2 separate regions of the Mus musculus genome follow, and region 2 is linked to region 1. A link is a loop called in an ENCODE intact Hi-C map of the cell type or tissue named here. Cell type or tissue: left cerebral cortex. All regions are shown on one strand. Each heading gives the region's core, and the rest is flanking DNA. Links, peaks and the distances in the headings are about the cores only. Region 1 has its middle 85 kb from the start of Prl2c3. Region 2 overlaps Nid1 (nidogen 1).

The links. Peaks named below come from ENCODE experiments on the same cell type or tissue, not always from the same donor. Only the 100,000 strongest peaks of a DNase experiment are listed, where the experiment ranks them.
Region 2: a loop joins it to region 1, with 5 times the contacts of the local background. A loop is called at or near these places in 15 of 42 quality-filtered maps.

The regions. Positions count from the first base shown.
Region 1 is chr13:12,710,617-12,719,223 of GRCm38, forward strand. No RefSeq gene overlaps it. Among named protein-coding and RNA genes, the nearest start is that of Prl2c3, 85 kb to the right of the region's middle. In left cerebral cortex, for the core only: no CTCF peak of the experiment used is centred there; no DNase peak of the experiment used is centred there.
Region 2 is chr13:13,456,306-13,464,912 of GRCm38, forward strand. It overlaps Nid1 (nidogen 1), which reads left to right. Exons shown (of 20, transcript NM_010917.2): 2 at 7,417-7,716. Among named protein-coding and RNA genes, the nearest start is that of Nid1, 23 kb to the left of the region's middle. In left cerebral cortex, for the core only: no CTCF peak of the experiment used is centred there; DNase peaks (open chromatin) are centred at 3,552 and 5,395.

The DNA.
Region 1 (8,607 bases), core at 60-8,059:
TAAGATAGCATAGGAGTCAAAGAAGCAGAGAGAACCTGTAAAAGAGACTCCAGAGAATGTTATTCCTGGTTGGAGCCTGATTAAAACAATCTGGCCGCACAAAGGCCTCTTCCAGACAAACTGCAATTTTCTTTTTCTTTCTTGCTGTGTTGAGAGTCAAACACAGGGCCTCACAGTTTAACTGCTCAAAATGCTGGCAGGTAGGATACTAGGGTATCCAGGATTTCATTTAAAATACTCCCCCCAAAAAGCAGAGCATGGTGGCCCATGCCTGTAATCCCAGCATTCAGGAGGTAGAGGCAGGAGGATTGCTGCAAGTTTAAAGCCAGTCTGGGCTATGTGATGAGACCTCATCCCAAAGCCAAACATAGCAACCACCACCAAATGTCCCTGCCCTCAAAGTAACTTCAAAGAAAACAAAGATAGGTTGAAGAAATTCTAGCCAGTTTACATGGCCTGACTTACATGGCTCTGGCAGGCCTTGCCCTTCTCCCTAATCCCCTCTGCCTTGCTAAAAACTGTTAGATTATATTCATAAAGCTAGCCAGCAAGGTCTGTTCCCTTATTTGGTTATTTCCTCCTCCTGAGGCTGACTACCAAGGTCCAGCCATCAAAATATTGAAGACCAGCAATCAAAAGCTACCTTTGGTTCACCTAATTAACATTTCCAATTAAAATTGAACACCTCATTCTGACTCGGGGTTTCCCCTTTTGCCTTTATAAACTACCATTTTATGGACCACATCTGGGCTACATCTGTCTCCTCTCTATCCATTACCTAGAGGCAGTCATTTGTCCTCCAGGACAAATTCCCCTTCCCCTTGCTCCCTTCCCCCTTTTCCTTGTCTTTTATCTTGGCTGCCTTTGTCTCTTAATCCCTGTTCCCTCTGAGACAAACAGATCTCCTTTGTGCTGAGAACGTGGTCTTGGGTGTCTTGAGCTGATACACATGTATGGCAGGAACAGAAGAAAATACAAATGATAGTGTGCTAGGAATTGCAAGAGCGATTGACGGATGGGTGTGCGCTTGGGAGGGGCTTGGGGTAAGTTTATATTCTAGGTTGTTTGAAAATTCCCCCAAACAGTAGTGTTTTGCAAAAATGTTTTTGAAAAACTATTCTGCCACGCAACTGGAAAGAGGAACTTTAGAGGGTGGAGAGGTGGGGAGTGGCTAGAAGCCTGTTGCCAGGGTCAAGGTAGGGGGTGTGGTGGGGTAAGGTCAATGGTTGAGCCAGACTCTGTGCTGATGGAAACAGAACACTTGTTAGTACTGTGTGCATTTGATATTCTCAGCAGCCCCAGGAGGGGCTCAGGCAGGAGTTGTGCGGTCCATAGTTGCAGAGCAGGAAACATACACGGCCAAGGGTGTGACCATGGTTGTCTCTTTCAGCCCCCAGCCCAGTGTTCCTTACATCATGCTGAATTGAGTGCCATCCTCCTCCCTCCCTCCCTCCCTCCCTCCATCTCCCTCCCCCTTCCTGTCTCATTGGCTCTTGTTTTGAGCAGACTTCTAGGCTACAGGGGCCACAGTGAGGAGTGTCATGCAGTGTGATCCTGCCTCTTATGATGCTCACAGCTGCACAACTACTGAACACACTTGGTTCTTGGTCCCTGAATGTTCACTTAACTTCTTCCTCTTCCTCCTCCTCCTTTTTCTTTCTTTTCCTTCTCTCTCTCTCTCTCTCTCTCTCTCTCTCTCTCCCTCCCTCCCTCCCTCCCTCCCTCCCTCCCTCCCTCTATCCTTCTCTTTCCTTCTTTCTTTTTTCTTTCTCCGAACACATAAAGTTTCAAACACATAAAGAGGCAAGAGGCACCATGACTCTTGTGGACACCACACCATGACAGTGACACTTTAGTCTATAAAGCAAGGGAGTCACATGACATTGCTAACCTTTTCCAATGTTCATTCCCAGCCAGGGTGGATTAATTCCATACTTATTTCACGGAAGTATCCAGAATAAACTGTGTTCTTCATGATATATCAGCAGCAAATAGCACCTGTGTACCTGCTCTTGTGGGTGACTCTGTTGGCTCTTGAAATGGGAGCCAGTCAGGGGCTTGGTTGAGGTGTTGGTAGAGAGAGATCTCTATTGAGAGAAGAGTTGATTAATCTGGCTGTGATTGGGCAAACCTTTAATCCTTTAATCCCAGCACTGGGGAGGCAGAGGCAGGCAGTTGTCTTCAGTCGATGTTGTTCCAGGACAGCCAGAGTTACATAGTGAGACTGTCACAAACAACAACAACAACCCAAAACCAGAGAGAGAGAGAGAGAGAGAGAGACAGAGACAGAGACAGAGACAGAGACAGAGAGACAGAAAGAGAAATAGGAACTATGAGCTACTGGACCATCTACCTGGTAGGTGCCTTCTCACAGACAAGGACTTTGGCAGCACGAAACCAGTCTGACCTTCCTGGTCACCTGGTCTCAAGATCTTTCTCCAGTTTTGTAAATCTCAAGAACAGCAGTGATTACTGCTGTCAAAGGTCATTGTTTCCTCTCCCAATTTTTTAATCTTTGTATGGGCACCATGGCACACATGTGGAGATCAGAGGACAAGGTGGGAGTTGTCACCTTCCATGCTGTTTAAGGCAGGGTCTCTTGGTTGTTTACCACGGTGTGCACCAGGCTAGCTGGCTGTGAACTTCTTGGGTGTTCTCTCTCCTTCTTTCTTTCTTTCTTTCTTTCTTTCTTTCTTTCTTTCTTTCTTTCTTTCTTTCTTTCTTCCTTCCTTCCTTCCTTCCTTCCTTTCTTTCTTTCTTTCTTTCTTTCTTTCTTTCTTTCTTTCTTTCTTTCTTTCTTTCTTTCTATTTTATTTTTTATTAGATATTTTCTTTATTTACATTTCAAATGTTATCCCCTTTCCTAGTTTCCCCTCCGAAAATCCCCTATCCCCTCCCCCTGCTCCTCAACCCACCCACTCCTGCTTCCTGGCCCTGGCATTCCCCTACGCTAGGGCATAGAGCCTTCACAGGACCAAGGGCCTCTCCTCCCATTGATGACCTACTAGGCCATCCTCTGCTACATATATAGCTAGAGCTACAAGTTCCACTATGTGTTTTCTTTGATTGATGGTTTAATTCCAAGGAGCTCTCTGCGGGTATTGGTTAGTTCATATTGATGTTCCTCCTATGGGGCTTCAGACCCCTTTTGCTCCCTGGGTATTTCTCTGGCTCCTTCATTGGGGACCTTGTGTTCTGTCCAATGTATGACTGTGAGCATCCACTTCTGTATTTGCCAGGCACTGGCAGAGCCTCGCAGGAGACAGCTATATCAGGCTCTTGTCAGCAAGCTCTTGTTGGCATCTGCCTAGTGACTGGGTTTGGTGGTTGTTTATGGGGTGGATCCCCAAGTGGGGCAGTCTCTGGATGGTCATTCCTTCAGGCTCTGCTCTGAACTTTTTCTCTGCAACTCCTTCCATGGGTATTTTGTTCCCCATTCTAAGAAGGAACAAAGTATCCACACTTTGGTCTTCCTTCTTCATGAGTTTCATGTGTTTTGCAAATTGTATCTTGGGTATTCTAAGTTTCTGGGCTAATATCCACTTACCAGTGAGTGCATATCATGTGTTCTCTTTTGTGATTGGGTTACCTCACTCAGGATGATATCCTTCAGATCCATCCATTTGTCTAAGAATTTCATAAATTCATTGTTTTTTGTTTTTTGTTTTTTTTTTTTTTTTTGAGACAGGGTTTCTCTGTGTAGCACTGGCTGTCCTGAAATTCACTTTGTAGACCAGGCTGGCCTCGAACTCAGAAATCTGCCTGCCTCTGCCTCCCAAGTGCTGGGATTAAAGGCGTGTGCCACCAATGCCCAACAAATTCATTGTTTTAAATAGCTGAATAGTACTCCATTGTGTAAATGTACCACATTTTCTGTATCCATTCCTCTGTTGAGGGACATCTGGGTTCTATGAGCTTCTGGCTATTATAAATAAGGCTGCTATGAACATAGTGGAGCACGTGTCCTTATTACCAGTTGGAACATTTTCTGGGTATATGTCTTGGGCATTTTCTATCTCTGCTTCCCGTCTTGCCATAGGAACCTGGGTTTGCAGACATGCTACCACTACATGGCTTTGTGTGGGTTCTGGGATCTGAATTCAGGCTTTTAGGTTTGTGTGTTCAGTTCTTTGATCACTGAACCCTCTCCCCAGTGACCCTCTCCTCTTCTCCTTATTCTTGTTGCTGATGAGTTTTTAAAAGATTTATTATATTCTTGTGTGTGTGTGTGTGTGTGTGTGTGTGTGTGTGTGTGTGTGTATGCACGCACGCTACTGAATGCAGTTACCTTCAGAGGCCAGAAGAGGGTGGCTGGAGTTACAGATAGTTATGAGCTTCCTGACATGGCTTCTGAGAATTACACTTTACAGTATCAGTGTGTGCTCTTAACCACTGAGCCATCTCTCTAACCTTATGTGCAGCTCTGATATGTTACTTGGGGGACAGATAGGAAGGAGTGGCCATCCAGAGAAGGACCAGAGTCAGCTGATGCTCAATATTGAGGTTTGTATACTAAGAGAGGGAGAGATCAGGATTTTAAATATGTATATTTTTTTAAACTTTTGTTTTAAGGGGTGATCCCAGCCTTCAAATGCTGGGATTACATGAGAGAGTTAGTACACTCAGTTTGAGAATTTGTGTTTTGATATTGAGTTTCAAAGTAACACCACCAACAAAAGATGAACAAAAACCATCATCATCATCAACAAAACCCAAACCAAACCAAATACATAGAACCCCTCCCTCCCAAGAGCAATACAAACCATTACACTAATACCATACCTATCCAGATCAGTAGTTCCTTACCACCAAGTTATGCTCAAGCTACTTAAAAATTCTTCAATATCTAGGGGGTGGGGTGCGAGCCTTTAGTCCCAGCACTCAGGAAGCAGAGTCAGACAGACCTCTAAGAGTTCAGGCATCCTGGTTCTTCAGAGCAAGTTCCAGGACAGCCAGAGATACACAGAGTTTTTCTGTCTTGAATAAAACTAAAAGCAAAACAAAACAAAATAAACAAAACCACACACAAGAAAAAAAAATCAAAGAAAAAAATTCTTGAATATTCCCAAAGCTGCCCTTTGCAAACCTTATTAAGCCAGAGATTCAGAAACAGCTCACAGGACAATTGTTGTGTCTTCCCCTTTGTTCACTCTTGTTAAAGAATCACTGCCTTTTGTCCTGTAGAATGTTCTAGGTCTGCATTCCACTGTTTTTTGTCCTAAAGTTTAACTTGTTATTCCATTATGGTATTTCCTGGAAATGGTGATAGGATCCTATTCTGAAAGTATTCAGGTTAAACTGAATACTTTCTCCTTTAGATTGGGAAGCACTGAGGAGAGAGTTCAGGGCTCTAGTGCTTGTCCAGCATGCATGAGGCTCTTGGTTCAAGTCCCATTTCCACAAAAAAAAAACAAAATAAAGCAATAAAATTATTTTGTGAGCTAGCAATACACTCAATGTTTCATTTTTAAAGAGCTTTCTAACACAGTGAAAAGTGAAGTTTTGACTAAGCTGTGGCTGGCAAGCTACAGCGGTCCCCCTGATGTCTCAGGGGTGACCCCTTTAAACCTGACACCAGGTTATAGGCAGGATCTGCCAGGCCCAGCTTTTTATGTGGTGCTGGGGTTCAGAACTAGGGTCCTCATGTTTGTGCACCAAACACTTGGCCCACTGAGCCCTCTTCTGAGCCCTGTGTACCTCTTTCTTCCCTTGTTTTATGTATCCCTGACAACCCTTTTTTTGTTTTGTTTGTTTTTGTTTGTTTTGGTTTTTTTGAGACACGGTCTCATTCTAGAGTCCAGCCTGGCCTGGGATTTACTGTGTAGCCTAGAATGGCTTCAAATTCATGGCAATGTTTATGCCCCAGCATCCTAAGTATTTGAGCCAGTATGACTGACTTCCAATTTTTAAAAAAGATTTATTTATTTATTTTATGTATATAACTACACTATACTGTACAGATGCTTGTGAGCCATCATGTTGTGGTTGCTGAGAATTGAACTCAGGACCACTCGCTCTGGCCCTGCTTGCTCCAGTCCAAAGATTTATTATTACATGTAAGTACACTGTAGCTATCTTCAGATACATCAGAAAAGGGCGTCAGATCTCATTACAGATAGTTGTGAGCCAACATGCGCTTGCTGGGATTTGAACTCAGGACCATCAGAACAGCGGTCAGTGCTCTTAAACGTTGAGCCATCTCTCCAGCCCCCTCATTTTTTTTTAAGTTACAGCTTTATTGAGATAGAGTTCATGTGCAGAAAAATTCATATTGCCTCCTCCCTTTTGAGATATGAGTATCAGGTAGCCTAGACTGGCATTTAATTCACCATGTACCTGCAGTTGGCTTTGAACTCCTGATCTTCCTGCATCTACCTTCTAAGTGCTAGGATTCTGTAATCCTACTACACCTGTCAAAAACTTGCCCTTTAAAAAAAAAATGTGGTTTGGGCCAGTGAGGTGGCTCAGCCAGTAGGGGCTCTTGCCATCAAGACTGACAAACTGAAACCACATGATGGGGGGAAAGAATTCTGAAAATTGTACTTTGACCTCCACAGGCATCCATGGCACATGAGTGCCCCCTTCAATAAACAAAGTGTATGCCAAGGAAGGTTTGGTGACACACTATGTTGATCTGAGCACGCAGAAGGCTGAGGAAGGAGGAAGGGGTTGACGCCATCCTGGGCTATACAAGGAGTCTCTGTCTTAAAAACAAAGCAAAATAAAAATCCAGTGGCTTTTAGCTTAGAGAATGACACAGCCACTGTAGATGTCTATTCTAGAACGTTTTCATCAGCCTGAGGGCAAGTTCTGTGTCTAACAGTCACTTTTGGTTTCTCCTTCTGGAACCCCAGTCTATTTTCTCCACAGATGTCCCCTTCTGGACATTTGAGAAAAATGGGTTATATAGCCTTTTGTGGGTGACTTCTAATGGTGTAGCATGGTGTTTGCAGAATCATCCATGCTGTAGAATTGTACATGGGGTTTACTCTTGTGTTTGGATTCTAATTAATTTTGACACAAACTAGAGTTTTTTGGAGAAAGGGAACCTCAGTTGAGGAATTGTCTCCATCAGGTGGGCCTATGGGAACATCTTGATTATGGGCACTTTCTTGATTAATGATTGGTGTGGGAGGGCCCACTGGAAGTGGTCCTGAGTTGCACAAGAAAGCAAACTGAGCAAGCCACGGGGAGGAAACCAGTAATTAATATTCTTGCATGGTCTCTGCTTTAGTTCCTGCCTCCAGATTTCAGCCTTGAGTTCATGCCAAGATTTTCCTTAGGGCCTGACTGTGATCCCTAACTGTAAGCCAAATGAACTCTTTCTTTCCCATGGCACTTTGGATATGATGTTTATCACCTAATTAGGACAGCATCCTTATCACCATATTAATTTAATTGCTTACAGTTTTTGAGACAGGGACTTATATACTCATGGTGGTTGTCCTTGAACTCCAGTATGTACGTAGTTAAGGATAACCTTGAAGCCTTGTTCTTCTGCTTTCACCTCTCAGGTGATGACATCGCAGGCATGAAGCAGAAGTGAAACTGTCTAGGGAACAGAAAAGACTAAGGGGTGAGAGGCGGGAGGGTAGCAGGGCTTCGGGGGGGTGGGGTGGGGCAATATGCTCAAAATCTGTTACAAACATGCTGGAAATAGCCTTGTGCAACCTTGCATGAAAAATAATGCAAAAAGAGCCTTTTCTCATTGGCTGTGTTTTTCCCCCCACCGGGGGGTGGGGATCCTGGAAAGACAAGAAGTATAAAGCATCAAGTGTGGGGCTCTTGCCCCCTCGATGTTGAAGCTTGAATTAAGGACCTCTTGTAGGAACAGGCTCCCAGGTACGGTCCTGGTCTCTGTACCCTAGTGTTGGGGAAGCACACAGCTTTGCCTAGAGATTAGGGCTTGCACAGGGACTTTCCTTTCTTCCCTGGTCTTCTAGAGGCAGAAGGATAGAGGTAACAGGTCACCCCTCCCCTCCCCCCAGGTTAAATTGTTTTGTTTTATGTGTATGAGCATTTTGCCTTCCTGTATGTATGTGCACCATATGAATGTCTGGTGCCTGTGAAGGCGAGAAGATAGCATCAGATCCCCTGAAACTGGACTTTAAAATGATTGTGAGCCATTGTGTGGGTGCTGGGAACCAAACTCAGGTCCTTTGGAAGAGCAGGCAGTGCCTTTATCTGCTGAGGCATTTTCCCAGTGTCCAGTCATCTCTTCTTTGATGGTTAAGATTTAAAGACCTTGACTCTTCAGCTTTTGAGTTTCATTCTGTGGCCCAGGTTGGGAGGCACTCACTGTGTAGCCCATGCGGGTCTTGAAGTCATAGTATTCATCTTGCCTCATCTTCCCTAGTGGGGGCGTTTACAGAGGCGCACCCCCACGCCTGGCCAGCAATATTTGTGTCAGAAGATTATCCTCGGTAGAGATTCTCGAAGAAGTGATGAGCAAGCTATCGAAAATCTCTCATTAGACAAAACTGGGTTAAGTTGAAAAAAACCAAACCAAACCAAATGGTGACTGTAACTTGGGGCTGTCCCTGTCTTTATTTGGTAATCCCTTTGTTTCTATTTCTAATTTAAGTCAGAGCCATTTTCTCTGGCTCA
Region 2 (8,607 bases), core at 499-8,498, 750 kb after region 1:
TTAGACCTAAGTGATTCCAGCTGTTGCTCATGTAGGGTGTGTGTGTGTGTGTGTGTGTGTGTGTGTGTGTGTGTGTGATATAATTGACATGGGTTTTTCCAGGGCACGTGATGAAAAGCCAGGTGGTTTGGTGTATGTGAGGATGAGAGAGTTAAATCTTGCAGTGGCAATATCTGAATTCTCTAGGGCAGTATCTGCGTTGGTCCACATGCTGGAAGTGGATGGTTTTCAGTGAATTCGTTTTTACTCTGTAGTACAAAGTCATCAAATATGTTTCTTAGGCAATGTTTTGTGAGTTTGAGTTAAGTTGTCACTGGAATTTTCAGGGAAAGAGGGCTCCAGGAGTCCCCCAAACCCAAGGCACCCATCTACAATAAATAGAAGAGATTTAGTAATGCTAAAAGGTAGAGAAAAGAGGTTCACTCAACGTGGCCACACTTGGGGGAGGGGCAGATAAAGGGTACTGTGGCCCTCTACTTTCTAGGTGCTGATGTGAGCTTTAGATTCAACAGAGAAAGAGAGCAGGGAGCAGGAGTTCTGTGATTTAACAATGCCAATGTGGGTGTGAGCTTGCTGATCATGGTATTCACCTTGGTTCTGTGAGGTGGTCCAAGTCTTTAAGAAGGAGTCAGTCTAGTTCCTACCAGATGTTTACTCCTGCTCCAGCCATGGATAGCAACCCTCCTCTAGGGCATGGGACTAGGGGTTGGGCAGGGCCCTGTCCCAAGAGGGTTTGCTACTGTGGAAATTCAGAAGAACGCAAGAGGAAAGGTTACCGATATTGACTTGGTCTCCATATCTTCAGGCAGAGTATGGACAAATGAAAGCAAAAAGGGCCAGGCTTCTATTCATTTAGTTAATCTGTGATAACTAAGTGACTGTTTCCATAATAATATAACAACCTTAATTATTATTCTGTGATTCAGGTGGATTTTCTCAAAAACATGTTCAAACTAGGGTATTTGTGTTTTGTTGTTTGCTTAAAAAAATCTTTGTGTGTATGTGTTCATATATGTGTGTTCATATGTATGAATGGGGTACATGGATGCCATGGTACACATGAAATCAGGACAGCCTCAGGTATGGGACCTCACTTCCCAGCTTGCTTGAGATAGAGCTCTTGTTCAACACTGTATGTGCTAGACTAGCTTGCTGCCCAGAGAGCTTCCAGAGATTTTCCCATCTCCTCCCTGCAGGAGTGCCCATGTGACAGGCACTTTACTCTTCAGTCCTGCTTTGGGTTTAGTGTGAGAGGGTCTCATGTAGCTGAGGCTAGCCTAGAACTCTCTATGTAGCTGTGGCTGGCTTTGAACTTCTGCTCCTCCTCTGTTTACCCTCCTACGTCCTGGAATTACAGGTGCACACCTGTTTCATGCAGTGCTGGAGGTTAAGGCCAGGGCTTGGTGCATGGTAGGCAAACCTTCTACCAACTGAGCTATAGCCTCAGACTTTAGCACAGATATGGTGGACACAACATTGGTGTCTGCTGCACAATGCTTTTGTTAATATTAGATTTTCTCTAGACTCTGGAGCAGTTCTGGAATGCCACAGGATTGTGTGACTTTTGATGGACTTTAATCAATAGGCATTGCTTTTGCCAGAGCCTTCTGCTCATTGGCACAGGACAAGTAACATGCCTAATTCTGGGGCTGGGTGGTGAGGAGGGAGGCCTGGCTGGGTAAGATGCCAAGCAGCAGTGCTCACCTCTTGTTTAATTTTGCTTCTGTTGTTTGTGCTTTGGGTGCCAGGGCCCCAAAATTTACCGCAAGACTAATGTCAAGGAACACTTCTTCACGTTTGCTTGCTTGTTTGTTTGTTTCAGCCTTACATTTAAGTCCTTAATCCATTTACAGTTAATTTTTTGTGGGTGCCATAAAATAAGGAGTCCATCCTTATTACTTTAAATGGGCAAATGCAGTTTCCCTGGCACTGCTCATTGAAGAGAATGCCCTGTCCCATGGTGTGTTCTTGGCAGGCTTGACTGTGTCTGTTTAGGTTTATGGCTACCCCCCTTTCCGCCGCCCATTACCCCACTTCTTCGTGGGCCTCTGAGTCCCTGTGTGGTCCATGGGCCCCACATGTTTGTCAGCTTGGTTAGGAAGCTTGATGGTGTTCATCATTTCACAGTTTATACGTCATATTTATATGCTTCTTTGGGTCCAGTATACCTCATTGTAGCTGGGAAACAAAACAATCAAAGACCAGGGCCAACTCCTGACTGATCTTTAATGTTGGTTTATCTACTTGCCCTGATTTCTAAACAATCCTGCTCATTATCATTGTTGTGAGGCAGTTTCCTCTGGGGCTGTCACAGCTCTTGCCTTCATTGAGCAAGGACTTACAGAATATCTGGCCATGCCAAATAACAAGCAAAACAATCCAGGCATAGTTAAGTCTATGGTAGTCACATTTCCTTGTAGAAAGAATCATTTTTTTTTCAGTCTATTACTGCCCTATCTGAGTGGAACAAATATTTCTTGTTTTTGCTTTTTGAGACAAGGTTTCTCTATGTAGCCCCCTGCCCCCACACACCAACTGTTCTAGAACTTGCTCTGTAGACCAGATTGGCCTCAAACTCACAGTGATCTGCCTGCCTCTGCCTCCTGAATGCTGGGATTAAAGGCGTGTGCTACCACTGCCTGGCTTTAGTTTCTATATTTTTTAAAAGGTTTACTTTTTAGCCTGGTATGGCAGTGCATACCTTTGACCCCAGCATTCGGGAGACAGAGGTGAGTGGACCTCAGTGAGTTCTCACTCATACTGACCCACAGTGAGTTCTAGACCAGCTCGGGTCCTGTCTCAAAAAAATATTTTTATTATCTTTAATTATGTGTATGAGTATGTATCTATATGTGGATATGTGCACATGAGTGCAGGTGCCCCTGGTGTCCAGAGGTATCAGGTGCCCTGGAACTGGAGCTACAGGTAGCCGTTAGCTGCCTGACATAAATGCTGAAACTAAACTTTGGGTCCTCTGGAAAAGCAGCATATCCTTGTAACCACTAAGCCATGTCTCCAGCCCTTTGTTATTATTTTAAAATACGGAACACTTTAGCTTGTCATGTCATCTTTAGGGCATGCTAATCTCTGTATTTTAGTACATGTGCTGCAGAAGGGAACATTCTTGGAAAAGTTTTTTTTTTTAATTAGGTGTTTTATTTTTTAATTAAATGTTTAATACTAAATTAATGTTTAATTAAATGTTAAATGATTTAATTAAATTATTATTATTACACTTACGCGTGTGTATGAGTGCATTGCCACAGCACACATATGGAGACCAGAGGAGACCACTTGTGGGAGTGTTTCCTTCCCTTCCACCTTGTGGGTTCTACAGATGGGACTGATGTCCTCTGACTTGGCAGCAAGTAAATGCCTTTAGTCACAGAGCACTCTTACCTGCCCATGAATACATTTTCCTTTATGTGTCCTCGGGAAAAGCTACACAATACTTACCTCTTTGGAGGAACTAAGCTTATTTTAGAAAAGTTCCAAACATTAAAAAATAAAACAGAGTGAACTCCCACATCCCCATTACCGAGCTTCGACAAATATCAGCCTCTGACTAACATTGCTTCATTTATAGCCCAGATGTCTGTCGCATTCCCTTCTCCGCCCCAAACTGGGTTATTTTAAAGCAAATTTTAAGCATTCTATTTCCTTGTAAATATTTTGGAATGTGTCTCAAAAAGACCCTTTTAAAAAATAGCAAAACAAGAAGATCACAATTACATCTAAATACTGTAATCTGTAATCCCTTTCCCTCCTTCTGGCTCTGGCTGTCTGTGTGTCCCCCCCCTCCCCCCGCCCCCACCCTGCTGCCCACCCTCCCCTCCCACCCCCAACAATGTCTGGCTGTGTAGCCTTGGCTATCCTGGAACTCGCTATATAGATCAGGCTGGCTTTGAACTCAAAGGGACCCACCTGCCTCTCCCCCTGAGAGTCAAAACACTTAGCTTGTTGTTGTTGTTGTTGTTGTTTCTTTTTCAGTGAGAGGCTTAAATCAGAATCTAGTCAAACTGTACTTCATGTATATACATCCTTCTTAGGACCTTCTTTCTTTTTAAAGACAGCACACACTGGCCTGTAACTCTGTAGCAGGAGATGTCTCTGAACAACTGATTTTCCTGACTCCAGCGCCCAGTGGATGGGATTATCACACCCAGTGCATGCAGTGCCTGGAACCCTGTAAATGAAGCCTCACCAAGTGGGTTCCCTTGCACTCTGAGGGACTATAGGGCTGCCCTTCTCTGGTCTGTGTGATTCAGTGGGGCTCACTCCAGGCACGTCCAAAGTAGCCTGCGTGCACAGATCTTGTCCCTGCCCTGTACTGTGGAGGAAGTCAAGAAGCTGGAGGGGACATTAGGTGATGTATAAGCTTTGGAACTGTAGTGATGACTAAGACAGAGGGTCACTGACCCTTGGTTTCTGAGTGCATAGGGCAAGGGCCTACAAACAGGGCTTAAGGGAACAGGAGGCAGAGGTAGTGTGGGAGGAGGAGTGAAGTTTGAGGAGGAGCCTGTGAAAGGCACCTGTGGTGGTGGAGGAGACTCTGAGTAGCTGCTTGAAGGACTGGGTGGACCAGTCAAGGGAGCCCAGGTGTCAGCACTGGGAATGCTGGGACTGTAGGGAAGGAGAAAGGCAAAGGAACAAAACCAGCAGCTGACTCAGGCCTGTAATCACATCATGTGGGAGATGGAGGCAGGAGGACAGGAGTTCAAGGTCATCCTTAGCTACTTATTTAGTTTCAGGCTAGCCCTCTCCAAAACAAAAACAACAAAACAACAAGCCAAAGCCAAGATACTTTCCAAGTGTCCCAGTTGCTACAGGTGGGAGAATGCAGCCATGGCCAGCTGCATGGTTCCTTCCGACTGGGTGGGGAGCTTCATGCCTGACAGGGGGAGACATTGTTCCACCAAGCTGGCTATTCTTTGACACATTTCCAAAAATAAAAAGCTTAAAGGGAGAAGCCTGAAGTTAGGAATCATCAGAAACCGAGTGATTTAGCCCCCTTATAGCACCTCTCTCGGAGTTTGGCTTTCTTCGTTCTCACAGATGTCTGAGTTGAAGGTCAAACGGGCTGAAGGAACAGCTTTCCCAGTAATAATACCAAGGAGAGTTATGTGATCTGGCGTCAAATAGGCACCCAAGGTCCTTGCATGAAAATTGATTTCTAAGGCAAGCATTCCTTGTGAAAATAGAGTCAGTCCAGTGCCCAGATTCCAAAGAATAGATGGATGTTGGATGATTTGAATGTCTTTGGAAAATAGCCTTGTGGAAAGGAGCTGTCTATATGTGGTCTCCGCAGGATCGCTTCCTACCAGCAGCCAGTCACTGCCAATGTCTGGTGTGTGCTTGAGAAAGTGAGCGGTTTCCCACGCTCCCCCATCACAGCAGTTGGGATGTTTGTGCTGGAGGAGGTTAGATGCTGTGAACTGGGCTGCAGGAGGCATCTTGCCTGACTCCCATCCCTGCAGACTGTCAATTTATTCTGGAAGAATCTTACTGTTGCCAAGTGATGGAAAATATGTTACTTGAGGTAAAACTAATAGCCTGTGACATTTATAAAAAGAGATGGTTTTAGGACAGGGGAATGTAGCACAGTAGGTAGAGGGCTTGCCTGACATACACAAAGTCCTGGGTGCCATTCCCTCACATGGTATAAATTGAAAGTGATAGTGTATGCCTGTAATCATAGCCCTTGTGGGGTAAAGGCAGGAAGGTCAGAAGTTCAAGGTCAGAAGGCTGGAAGTGGCTTAGCCCCTGAGTGTGAAGCCCTAAAGTCAATTCTCAGGACTCCTTTAATTAATTAATTAATTAATTAATTAATTAATTAAATTTATTGATTAATTAAAAATAAATGATGCTTTTGTTAAGTTCCAAAGCTCTAGGTTTTTTGTTTGTTTTGTTTTGTTTTGTTTTGTTTGTTTGTTTTTTACCAGCCTAGGTTGGAATCAGCTCCACCATCTCTAACCTTATTATCATGTTCTGGGGAATGAAAGCTATGTCTCCAAATAAATATATAAAGTGGAAAGCAACCCGACCTCTGGCTTCCATATACCCTCTCAGACACACGACAGTGACAATACTTTTTAAAAACTAGAAGAGATTCTGAGAACTCTATACATGCCATGATTAAGCTGGCCTTGAACTCATGATGTAGCAAAGGCTGACCTTGAGTTCCTCCTGTCCCCACCTTCCCAGTGCCAGCATATACTACCATGCTCAGTTTATACACTGCTGGCAATTGAGCCCAAGGCCGCGTGTAGCCAGGCAGGAATTCTACTGAGAGCTGCAGTCCTGAGATAGCTGACCTTGAAGTCAAGATCTTTGGGTCAGAATTCCAGTGATGTTATTTATATATGGTGACTTTGGACAAGTTAATTGCTTTACTTAATTTTCCTACTAGAGAAATATGGGTACCGGTGACACCTAGCCTTCTGGTGTTTTCCCAAAGATTAGATGCTACCTACAAAGTGGTGAACTGTTAATGCTGTTAGGTGGTATTTTATGCACTAAGCTAGTCACAGTAGTTATCAACAGTATGCAGGTTTACCTCTTAACACATTCATTTAATCATCTGTGTTAGCCTTCCCTTCCTTTGGACTTTGGGTTCCTTTAAAGTGGGGCTGTATCCAGCTCTCTCTGGTACCAAGAGTGGTATAACACTGACCCAGTGTGGAAGCCCTTGCAGAGTTAATTAGTCATTTGGATAATGTTGGCAGTCAACAAATCTCTGTTGCTCTCACTATTTTGGTCAGGAGGACACAGAAGGGAAAGGAGATATTTGAGAGACTGCCCGTATTTGACACACTTGACATGAAGCACCCTGCATCATGTTCTAAGATTCTTGTCTACCATATCCTTCATACCCCCACCCCACCTGCGTATCATGTTGGTGGTTTTGCCAGTCAGACTTATCACTTTCTCCCATTCTGTTTATTTTGTGTTCCACGGGCAACTGCAACAGTATCCGGTGAGGGAGAGATCACTTGCTGTGTTAGTTACATCTGTGTCTTTGTATCTGTTCTAACCACTTGATAGCAACAACTGAATGGAGGAAAGGCTGGTTTATTTTGGCTCATGGTTCTGGTGAGCTTTTATCCCATCATAGTGGGGAAGGTATCGTGGAGCATCGTGAAGCTGCACAGTCTGTGTGATGAGACCCTGTGGCAGAGGCTGTTCACATGATAGCTGATTAGAGCACAGAGAGCAAGGCGGGAGCTAGGAGCAAAGGCCTGTTCTTGGTGGTCTCCTTCAGTCAGACAGGCTCCAGTGGTGGCTCATGATCCCACAGCCTCTCAAAATAGTACCACCAGCTGGAAAATTTGTAGAGATTGTTTTAAAATCGAACCCTAACATTCCCTTAAGGAGTTCATCTTTGCATTCTCTCTAACCACACTCGGTTCCTTACAGGTCACCACAAATGGTATCATCGCCATGAGCGAACCCCCAGCCACAGAATACCATCCCGGAACCTTCCCACCCAGCTTCGGCTCAGTAGCGCCTTTCCTGGCTGACTTGGACACAACCGATGGCCTGGGGAATGTGTATTATCGAGAAGACTTATCCCCGTTCATTATTCAGATGGCAGCAGAGTATGTCCAGAGAGGCTTCCCGGAGGTCTCTTTCCAGCCCACTAGTGTGGTGGTTGTCACTTGGGAATCTGTGGCCCCTTATGGAGGGCCCAGCAGCAGCCCTGCCGAGGAAGGCAAGGTGAGTGCACCCCACATGGAGATGCAGGTATCTGGTCTGGTATGTTGACTGTAGTCTTTGCGCTTGTTCCAATGGACAACATGCCTATCCTGTTGCTCAAGACAGGAAGTCTAGAGCAAAGTCCAGTGAAATTTGCCTGTTGCATGCAGGTCAGCAAACTCCAGATGCTTATCTGTAGGGCTGTCTGAATCACTTCTGTGACTGTCTGATGTTGAGAAAGCCAGGTATTTGAGGAGATTGCTCCATGGCAAACATATGCCTGGGAAATAGTACCTGTGTTCCTTCTTTAATTGAGAAAGAGTGGGACGATAGCTTCTAATTATAGAGAAGTTATTAATAGGAAATGCTAGATATCAAGGTTCTGATCAACGTGCCCCTCCTGAGTGGAGAAAAGTCCTTTCGTAAAGAAGCTGCCTTACTGACACTTAATGGAACGATCCCCAAACTCTTAGCCTTATCTCCTCTTATCACTGACCTCCATGGGACACATAGCATTCCACAGAACACATTTTGGAGAGGCCTGTGGTGGGTCTGCATATCTCATATGCTTTGCAAAATTGGAAGATTGCCTGACCCAAGGATACTCAGCTCTTGCCTGCCTCTTGGGACTAACCTAATAAGACTCCATATACCCTCTTCAGCAGTTGTATCAAACTGTTTTTTTTTTAAGATATATTTCATTTTTAAAAAAAGATTTATTTCTTATTAAAAATAAGTACACTGTAGCTGTCTTCAGACAGCACCAGAAGAGGGGGGTCAGATCTCATTATGGGTGGTTGTGAGCCACCATGTGGTTGCTGGGATTTGAACTCAGGACCTTCAGAAGAGCAGTCAGTGCTCTTAACTACTTAGCCATCTCTCCAGTCCTATATCAAGCTCTTATATTTGCCT